Linked DNA regions of Homo sapiens: region 1 is linked to region 2. Evidence: chromatin loops called from intact Hi-C (ENCODE). Cell type or tissue: B cell. All regions are shown on one strand. Each heading gives the region's core, and the rest is flanking DNA. Links, peaks and the distances in the headings are about the cores only. Region 1 has its middle 4.9 kb from the start of CTTNBP2NL. Region 2 overlaps ST7L (suppression of tumorigenicity 7 like).

Evidence for each region. A loop is a pair of places that touch in the nucleus more often than their neighbours do. Peaks named below come from ENCODE experiments on the same cell type or tissue, not always from the same donor. Only the 100,000 strongest peaks of a DNase experiment are listed, where the experiment ranks them.
Region 1: a loop joins it to region 2, with 14 times the contacts of the local background. A loop is called at or near these places in 71 of 110 quality-filtered maps.

The regions. Positions count from the first base shown.
Region 1 is chr1:112,388,595-112,393,942 of GRCh38, reverse strand. It overlaps a transcript of CTTNBP2NL not described here. Among named protein-coding and RNA genes, the nearest start is that of CTTNBP2NL, 4.9 kb to the left of the region's middle. In B cell, for the core only: CTCF peaks have their summits at 2,717 and 2,923 (motif pointing left); a DNase peak (open chromatin) is centred at 2,942; H3K27me3 peaks cover 669 bases.
Region 2 is chr1:112,611,549-112,616,895 of GRCh38, reverse strand. ST7L (suppression of tumorigenicity 7 like) reads left to right here. Exons shown (of 15, transcript NM_017744.5): 2 at 1-83. Among named protein-coding and RNA genes, the nearest start is that of ST7L, 4.9 kb to the left of the region's middle. In B cell, for the core only: a CTCF peak has its summit at 2,224; a DNase peak (open chromatin) is centred at 2,235.

The DNA.
Region 1 (5,348 bases), core at 1-5,000, 220 kb after region 2:
AAACCACCATGCCCGGCAGGTCCTCCTTTCTTTCCCTCATTCCCTTTGTAGCTGTTAACCCACCACCACCCATTCTTTTCCCTGGCTGACTGGGTGGGAGCAGTGCTCTGTGACCTACTTCCTTTAGAGCAATGGGCAACTCCCCTGATTTCCTGGCTTCCCTTCTGCGTATTCCTAAATGAGTGTAGAAGGACTCAGCAAAAATGAGAACATCCCTGCCTTGTAGGATTCAGAGTCTTGAGGGTGTTCAGATTGCTTTCCTTTTAATTTTTCACCCCTAGAAGTAGGGAACAGGCAGGGCTTGTGAACCTCGTGTATCTTTCAGATTGTAGCAGTGAGAGAGTTATGGAGGTTTGTGATTCTTCAATACATAAACCTTGTAAATAAATTTAGAGTCTGGTGCATAGGTGTACGCAGAGGTAAAAAATGGTTCATAACAATATCTTAGATTTGTATAACAAAATATAACATTTTAATGTCTATCATTTTATCAACTGGACAGTAAAATATTTATTAAATGCCTATTGTGTCAGGCAACAACTTAAAGTGCTTAAAAATTATAGATTGTGTCAATTTTTTTCCAAATAAGTAAATTTCCATAAATGTTTATTGCTGGTTTGGGGAGGCAGCAATGGAGTAAAAGAGGTCTAGGCTAGAGGTTAAAAAATCTGGAGTCTAGTTCTTATTCTGTCATCAACTATAGTAGTTTCTATCTGGGCAGCTTAAAACAACAGAAATGTGTTCTGTCTCAGTTCTTGAGGCTAGAAGTACAAAATCAGGGTGTTGGACGAGTGCAGTGGCTCACTCCTGTAATCCTAGCACTTTGGGAGGCTGAGGTGGGTGGATCACCTGAGGTCAGGAGTTCTAGACCAGCCTGGCCAACATGGTGAAACCCCGTCTCTACTAACAATACAAAAATTAGCTGGGCATGGTGGCGGGTGCCTGTAATCCCAGCTACTTGGAAGACTGAGGCAGGAGAATCGCTTGAACCCAGGAGATGGAGGTTGCAGTGAGCCGAGATCGCGCCACTGCACTCCACCCTGGGCAACAAAGAGCGAAACTCTGTCTCAAAAAAACAAACAAACAAAAAAAAATCAGGGTGTTGACAAGGTTGGCTCCTTCTGGGGGCTCTGAGAGATGCTCCATCCCATGCCTCTCTCCCCTGGCTTCTGGTGGTTCCCAGTGATCATTGGCGTGTAACTACATCATCCCAATACCTGCCTCCGTCTTCACATGGCCTTCTCTCTATGTCTCAGCGTCTCTGTATGTCCTCTCCTCTTCTTATAAAGGCCCCACTCATGTTGTACTTAGAGCCTACTCTATTCCACCATGACCTCATCTGAACTCATGACATCTGCAAAGACCCTATTTCTAAATAAATTCACAGTCTGAGATGGGTGCACATGAATTTTGGGGGGACATCATTCGACCCGATACACAAACCTACTTGGCAAAGTAACCTTCTCACTTAACTCCATTTAAGTTCATTGATAAAAGGCATGAAAGTAGTGGAATAATTCCTAAAGATCATTTCAGCCTATGATTTAATATAATGATATATGCTAGATACATTAATCAAGCTATCAAATTATGTGCTAAGCATTATGCAATTTTTTATATGACATCTCATTTCACCCTTAAAAGAATTCCACGAGATAGATATTAACAGTCCCCTTTTGCAGGTGAGGAAATTGAGGCACAAAGAGGTCCAAAGTCATGGAATTCATAAGTGATGAACACAGAATATTTACTTAGATCTGATTCCAAAGTGCACTCTCAAAATTACTATGCTCTATCATCTCTCCATCATGCTAAGTGGGTTAGGAAGATGGGGAATGCAACAAATATTTTCAATTTTGATTTATAGAATATTTGGAGCTGAGTAGCAATTTCCTGGAATTATGTGTAAAGTTTGGACTTATTTTATTTATTTATTTATTTATTTATTTATTGAGACAGGGTCTCACTCTGTTGCCCAGACTGGAGTGCAGCGGCCCAATCTCTGCTCACCGCAACCTCTGCCTCCCAGGCTCAAGCTATTCTCCGGTCTCAGCCTCCCAAGTAGCTGGGATTACAGGCGCGCACCACTACTGCCGGCTAATTTTTTATATTTTCAGTAGAGGCAGGGTTTCACTATGTTGGCCAGGCTGGTCTCGAAATCCTGACCTCAAATGACCCACTTGCCTCGGCCTCCCAAAGTGTTGGGATTACAGGAGCCACCGCGCCCGGCCTGGACTGATTTTAAAACAAGGGAAAGCAAGAGAAGCGGGAATAGTGGGTGGCAATGAAGGCTTAGTAGCTAGGAGGAGAGCTATGGGCACTTACCTGAACTTGTTTCCTCATTTGTTAAATGAGATAATAGCTCCTGTCTACAAGACCAGGTGGTTGTCAGTATCCAAGCGATCTGATGTACATGGAAGTATTAGCTACCTGGGAGATCTTGCTCAATCCTCTTCTCTGAGTCCTAGGCTCCAACTAAACATCTGGGACTCCATAAGGCTCCTTCTAGCTGTGGCCCACTGGACTGGGACTTATTAAGATGCTGAGTGCTGAGTGAGCTAGATGTAGAAGTTGAAATGAATGGGAAAAGTGATGAAAAGAAATGCTTTCTTTCTTCTGGCTTGTCTTCACTATCTCCTTTTCCTCACGCTTCCCGACCCCACCCCTTCTCCCCGGGGTTGATGAGGAGGTCAAAGTCTGAAAGCCAGAGAGGGCTCTCCAAGCCCCGGACCAGGCTGAAGCCGAAGGCAAGGTGTGCCCTCCACTGCCCCCTGCATTTCTGCATTTTCTCCCATCATTTGTTCCCACAAAGGATTTGCTGGGCAGTCCTTAAACGTTCTCTTCTTGCTTGGATCTGCCCTATCTGGGGAGACTCGGGCACCAGGAAACGAGATTTCTGGGTGTGGCCCTAAAGTGTTCCCGAGCTTATTGTGCCCCCTAGTGTCGAATAGTGAATCCTGCAGCCGTCGGCTTCCTTTCTGACCGTCCCTCTGATGCCTCCCGCCCAACACAGTTTTTCCTTTTAAGGGTGTGGGCTGACAGCACAGCAGGTGGGGACTCCAAGGACTGGCAGCTCAAAAATCCACCTCAGGGACAGACAGATTCTTTGGTGTTTGGCAAAATGTAGGGGCCAGCTTGGCCATGATGGAAGCTTTAAACTCTTTTTTTTTTTTTTTTTTTTTTGAGACGGAATCTCGCTCTGTTGCTGGAGTGCAATGGCGCCGGTCTCGGCTCACTGTAACCTCTGCTTCAAGCGATTCTCGGGTTCAAGCGATTCTCCTGCCTCAGCCTCCTGAGTAGCTGGGATTACAGGCGCCTGCCACCACTCCCGGCTAATTTATTTTTGTATTTTTAGTAGAGACAAGGTTTCACCATGTTGGCCAGGCTAGTCTCGAACTCCTGACCTGAAGTGATCTGCCCACCTCGTCCTCCCAAAGCGTTGGGATTACAGGCGTGAGCCACCGCGCCCAGCCGGAAGCTTTAAACTCTTATCCTAGATTGCATTAGGGGAAGTCCAGAAGTGAGAGGGATAGAAATCTAACATTGGGTGCCTACCAGGTACATATGTGACATAAACAATCCTTGTAACCTTTGCATATATAATTATTGCTACAATCCTGAGAGGTAATTTTTATTACTTCTAGTTTTTCAGAAGAGAAAGCAAGTTCAGAGAGGTTAAGTGTCTTCCCCAAGGTCACATAATAACAATAACAATATGATAGCAACATTAGCCAATTAATTAGTGCCTACTCCACACCAGGCATATGATTTCTTTTAATCCCCACAGCAACACTTTAAAGTGGTGATCATAATCTTCATTTTAGTGATGAGGTAACTGAGATTTTAGTGTAAGAAAGGAATAACTGAGAAGCTGCCTGAGGTCACACAGCGAGGTCCTCCCGTTTCCAGTCCCACACTGTTTCTATTCCGCCATGGCCTCATGGAGGTGGTGGGTGGTAGAGGTGGGACTCGGGCCCAGGCCTGTGTGACTCAATGTTCTTTCCATTACTGCTGCTGCTCGGCAGTTCTTCCTGAGGACCAGGAAACCATTGTCATGTGGTCTTTTGGAGTTCTCAACCTGAGATGATGGCAATGAAAACACCAAGGCAGAAGTCCAAAGGATCCTGGGGACAATTTGCTCAGGGAAGCACATGACCAGAGCAGCACTATGGGAACTGCACAACAATATTGCTGTCAGGGGCCCCGGGGAGGGCCTTCAGAGGAGCTGAGTCCTGTCTCCCTCCAGTAATTCTGTGTGGAACTCACATGTTCCCCTGAAGCTGATGGGCCAGGACGGGAAATGCAAAGCTCAAAGAGACCTAAAAGGAAAGGTAGATGGAAAATTCCTGGAAGTAGATGAGAGAGAAAATTCCAGATAGAAAATTACCAGAAATAAGCAGGGCACGGTGGAGTGTGCTTGTAGTCCCAGCTACCTGAGAGGCTGGGACAGGAGGATTGTTTGAGTCCAGGAGTCCAAGACCAGTCTGGGTAACATAGTGAGACTCCTTCTCAAAAAAAAAAATTACTGGAAATATATAAGCTATACCACAGAGTTCCCAAATCATTCAACAAAGTTCCCCTCACACCCAAAATATAGATTAGTCATAGGTCCCTGGAATAATGCTTTATGTCCCTTTGGGTGAGTCACAAATTTTCTTTTTCACTTTTCTCTATTAAATTATTGATTACATTTTATTAAATTATTAAAATTATTAAATAATTATTAAATGTGTTACCATCACATATGCCAGGTGGTAAGTTGGCAAACTGGTTGACGTTATGTTTGTTATTTTGAGGTGTAAATTTCACATAAATAGTCTGGTGGGAAAAGATATCAGTTGGGAACTATTTTTTAAAAACTAATTTGTAAGTTACCTTATTTCATTAAAGAGTAACTCCTTCCCTCTCTTCCCACCCCTCCCCTTACTGCCTCTCTTCCTCTGTCCCAGGTCCCTTCCTCTCCAAAAGTCTGGAGCCAGATTCCTTTTCTGTCCTTGTTGGCTGTTAAGACAAAGCTCTGAGTAGCCTTGCCAGAAGGGCTGAAGCTGACCCAAAGGCTGGTCCTCTTTCTTTTTCCCCTCTATTTCCCCTTCTTTCCCACATATAACCTCACATTAAGCAGAAAATAATTTCTGTGCTAGGGCCAGAGACAGAGCTTCAGCTTGGCTAGGCTGCCTTACAGTTTCAATTTGATGAAAGCCAATTACACATTTCCTCTGGTCTGTTATTTCAGCTGAAGCACCACACAGTTGGCTGAATGGGTCCTTGTTGCACACAAAAGGGAGAAATATTTGTAGGGAAACTAATGACCCGGTTATGGCTGCACCGTCATTTCTAGGCAATTTCCT
Region 2 (5,347 bases), core at 1-5,000:
TGACTGTATTTTTAAATTCATTGACACCCAAATTCTATGTGGCACTTACAGGGACCTCTTCATTGATATCAGGACTAATATTTGTAAGTAGTTTCCATTTCCTTCCTTCATGTTTTGGTGTTTATCTAAAGATATTTTTTTTTTTTCTTTTTTGAGACAGAGTCTTGCTCTGTCGCCCAGGCTGGAGTGCAGTGGCATGATCTCGGCTCACTGCAACTTCCGCCTTCCAGGTTCCAGCAATTCTTCTGTCTCAGCCTCCCGAGTAGCTGGGATTACAGGTGCCGGCCACCATGCCCGGATAATTTTTGTATTTTTAGTAGAGATGGCATTTCACCATATTGGTCAGGCTGGTCTCCAACTCCTGACCTCAGGTGATCCGCCTGCCTTGTCCTCCCAAAGTGCTGGGATTACAGGCGTGAGGCACCGCCCTGGCCTAAAGATCCTTTATATGGTTATAATAATTATAAATTATTATTACCTATGGATTAGCATTTCCAAAATGTATTCAGCATTTGAAAAGAGTTACCTATTCAAACAAGTTTGGGGAACACTGCATCTCCCAATCTACTTTTAAGAGATTGACAGTATTTATTTACATATTAAAGGCTTATTGTAAACTGTAGTCAGGGAGGGCTTGGGGTGTGTTGGAAATTAAATGCCTGCAGAGCCCAAGTTGGTAACAAAAATGAGTGAAATGGATAGAGTTTAATAATTAAATTCTTATTTCTTTGAGGACTGGGTAGCCTGGACAGTGCATGCCCCTTCTAAAAGAGGCTAAAGCTAATTGTTGCCATATAGACTTGGAACTAGTATTACCAGGTTTTTCAATTTTTCAAATGATTTAAAGAGAACCCAGACAGGCCGGACGTGGTGGCTAACACCTATAATCCCAGCACTTTGGGAGCCTGAAGCAGGCAGATCACTTGAGGCCAGGAGTTCAAGAACAGCCTGGCCAACATGATGAAACTCCGTCTACTAAAATACAAAAAATAACTGGGTATGGTGGTATGTGCCTGTAGTCCCAGCTACTCGGAAGGCTGAGGCATAAGAATCTCTTGAACTTGGGAGGTGGAGGTTACAGTGAACCAAGATCTTGCCACTGCACTCCAGCCTGGGCGACAGAGAGAAACCCTTTCTCAAAAATGAATGAATAAATAAGTAGAACCTGGACATACAGTTTTTATATAAAATTTGCCCATTAAAAAAAAATTGAGATGGAGTCTCACTACGTTGCCCAGGCCAGAGTACAGTCGATATTCACAGGCACCATTATAGCACACTGTGGCCTTAACTCCTGGGCTCAAGCCATCCTCCCGTCTCAGCCTCCCTAGTAGCTGGGATTACAGGCATGTGCCACCATGTCTGACTACAGCATTTTAATATTGGCAACATTGGGAAGACTAAAATTTATGTGTCATGAATTCAACTTACAGTTTTTTCAAGCCCCAGTTTCCTCATCTGTTAACTGGCAGTTAATAGCATGAACTTTATAGGATTATGAAGAGTAAATCAGATAATGTTGTAAGTTTATAACATGATAGCTGGTTCAGAATGTACACTTAATGAATTTTGGCCATTATTCTGAGAATTCTCACAATTAAGAAACCTGTTTGGCCTGATACAGTGGTTCATACCTGTAATCCTAGCACTTTGGGAGACCGAGGTGGGGTGATAGAGTTCGAGACCAGCCTGGGAAACATGGAAAAACCCTGTCTCTTCAAAAAAATACAAAAATTAGGCGTGTGTGGCGCACCTATAGTCCCAGCTACTGGAGAGGCCAAGGTGGGAGGATCACTTGAACCCTGGAGGGAGAGGTTACAGTGAGCCAAGATGGTGCCACTGCACTCTAACCTGAGTGACAGAGCAAGACTCTGTTTCAAAAAACAAAAACAACAAAACTGTTTAACTTTAATTCAACTTTTCCTTGAAGAAGATATTTTTAATTTAAAAAAAATAAAATATTTTTTATAATTCACGTTAACATCCCTAGGATGTCATGTTTACTAGTGTACACTTTGGAACAATACTGCTGCAGATAAAAATCTTAAGAAGTTTTATGCCATGCATAGCCAATAAATTTTTCTCTTCCCTTTAAATTTTTATTTATTTTTTGTAGAGACAGAGTCTCACTGTGTTGTTCAGGGTAGTCTCAGACGCTTGGGCATAAACGATCCATTCTCCTCGGCCTCCCAAAGTGCTAAGGTTCCAGGCGTGAACCACCATGCCCAGCCTGTTCTTTTTTTTATCTCTAGGTGGTGCTCTCCAGCTGTAGTAGAAATAGCATTTGTATTGGATCTATTTTTTTAAATAGGGACTAAATACAGACCATTTTGTTAAAGTGAAATGCCAAACAAGAACGAGATTTTTCTCTTGGCTAAAAAAAATAGAAGCTATTGAGGAATTCAGGATTAAAACTACATGTTAATATAAGCCTCATAATTTAACATAAGCATATTTTAGCATGTTTAGTCCATAGCATACAAAAGTCTAAGTAAAGACGATAAACTGTCTTTAAGCCAGGCACGGTGGCTTACACCTGTAATCCCAACACTTTGGGAGGATGGAGTGGGAGAATCCCTTAATGCCAGAAGTTTGAGACCAGCCTGGGCAACAACAAGACCCTGTCTCTATTTAATATGGTTTTTGTTTGTTTGTTTTAAAGAAACTATCAATATTAAGCAGCTGATATAGTGGAAAAAGCTCTGGTTTGGGAACCAGAAGATAAAATTTTGAATCTTAACTCTGCCACTTACTAGCTGATAATTTTGGGCAAGCTACATAAACTGTCTAAGCTATAATTTCCTCATTTATAAGAGGGGGATAACTTATATATATGATGTCTAAAACCTTGTAAAAAACTTTTTGTGGCCAGGTGTGGTGTCTCGTGTCTGTACTGCCAACACTGTGGGAGGCTGAGGCAGGAGGATTGCTTGTGGCCAGGAGTTCAAGAGCAGCCTGGACAAATGAACAAGATCTGGTCTCTGTATAAAATTTTAAAAATTTAGCGCGTTGTGGTGGCGCATTCCTGTAGTCCCAGCTACTTCAGAGACTGAGGTGGGAGGATTGCTTGAGCCCAGGAAATCGTGGCTGTGGTGAGCTGTGATCATGCTACTGCACTCCAGCCCGGGCAACAGAGTGGACCTTGTCTCAACAACAAAACAACAACAACAAAAACCCAAAAAAACCTTTTGTTACTCTTTATAAAACCGCATTTTAAATATACACAAATTAGGAAATTCAAGTAACATTTTAAAGGTTAAACTGTATTATTACCCTTGCAATGTTGATGGGTTTTTATTAGCAAAGGTTGTTGTGTTTATAATTTCTTTTACCACCTGGATTTAACAAACTTGTATATACATATAATCACATATACATGTATAAAGAGATATATTTATGAATCAGTCTGGTGTAATGGTTGGAAGCTCCGAAGTCAGGCAAACCTGAATAAGAATCCCAGCTCTGCCAGTTACCAGTGATGTGAACTGTTATTTAAATTTGGAATGTGTGTCCTCATCTCTAAAATCAGTTGTTATAAAAATTAAATGACATAATGCATGTCAAGGATTGGCATAATGTGTGGCTCATAGAAAGCTTTTGATAAGTATTTGCAGTTATTATTACCATTGTTCATTTGTGTTAAAAAGTTGACTCAAAAGTTGAAAAAAGCCCCTAACTTCATACTCATTCATTAGAAAACCCACCTGCACTTTGTATGGTGAAGGGAAGTGTGTTGTTGTTGCCCTTGATGGTACTTATCTTCTCTTTTTTTTTTTCGAAACAGTGTTTTACTCTGTCACCCAGGCTGGAGTGAAGTGGTACAATCACAGCTCACAGCAGCCTTGACCTGCTGAACTCAAGCAATCCTCCCACCTCAGCCTCCAAAGTAGCTGGGACTACAGGCACACACCCTCACACCTGGCTCATTTTTTTTATGTTTTGTAGAGATGGGGTCTCACTATGTTGTCCAGGTTAATCTCAAATTCCCAGCCTCAAGTGATCCTCCCACCTCAGCCTCCCAAAGTGTTGGGATTATAGGCATGAGCCACCGTGCCTGGCCCTATCCAATTTTCTTAGCCAAGATTTATTCAATATAAACCTTTTCTGTCACATGAACAGTTTCTGCTTGTGTAAAGAAGTTTTATCTCACTTCTTAGTAAAATATATGGTAGAAGTCAAACCATGGCCTCATTTGGTGGTAATTCTTGCTAACTTAAGAGTGAGCAGAAAGAGATACCATTTTAGACTGAGCATAAAACATTAGTGACATGATAGAAAAAATGCTGCACCATGATTTTCTCACACTTTCCTATAAACGTTGTGGCATGTAGTCAGCGGGCCCCAACATGACTATACTTTTGGCACCTATGTAGCATATTTGTTCTGTTATTTACTGAAGCAAAAAAATAACATTCCTACAGATTTGAAAATGCTGATTTTTTTGTGATGGGTTCTGTTTGTGGTCATAGTAAAATAGTTTTCAAAAATATTATAATCTGGCCGGTCATGGTAGCTTACACCCATAATCCTAGCACTTTGTGAGGCCAAGGAGGGCAGAGCGCTTAAGCCCAGGAATTTGAGACCAGCCTGGGCAACATGGCAAAACCTTGTCCCTACAAAAAACATAAAAATTAGCTGGGCATGGTGGCACATGCCTGTAGTCCTAGCTACACGGGAGGCTGAGGTGGGATGATCACCTGAGCCCAGGGAGGTCAAGGTTTCAGTGAGCTGTGATCATGCCACTGTACTCCAGCCTGGTGACAGTGGGATCCTATCTCAAAACATTTTAAAAAAAGGAAATAAAAAGATTAAAATCTCTTAGTTGTGCATATGCTTTGTTTATTCTTTAAAGTAATACATGTATCCACTACATTTGGCAGAAGACTAGTCTGTCAGGTGACTTTTTTTTTTTTTTTTTTTTTTTTTGAGACAGGGTCTCACTCTATTGCCCAGGCTGGAGGGCAGTGGTGCAATCTCAGCTCACTGCAGCCTTGACCTCCTTGGGCTCAAGAGATCCTCCCACTTCAACTTCCTGAGTAGCTGGAACTGCAGGCATGCACCACCTCACCCAGCTAATATTTTATTTTTATATTTTTCTGTAGAGATGAGGTCTCACTGTTTTGTCCAGGCTGGTCTAGAATTCTTGGGCTCAAGCGATTCTTCTTGAGGATCCCTCTTTTGGGACTTCTTGGCCTCCCAAAGTGCTGGAATTACAGACGTGAACCACCGTGTCTGGCCTGGTTTCTCTTTTTATATCAGTGATAAACCATGGAAATAGAAAGAAATGAATATCCTGATTTTTAAATGGTTCAATATGGGAATCAACTTGACCTTAACCTTTATTAAT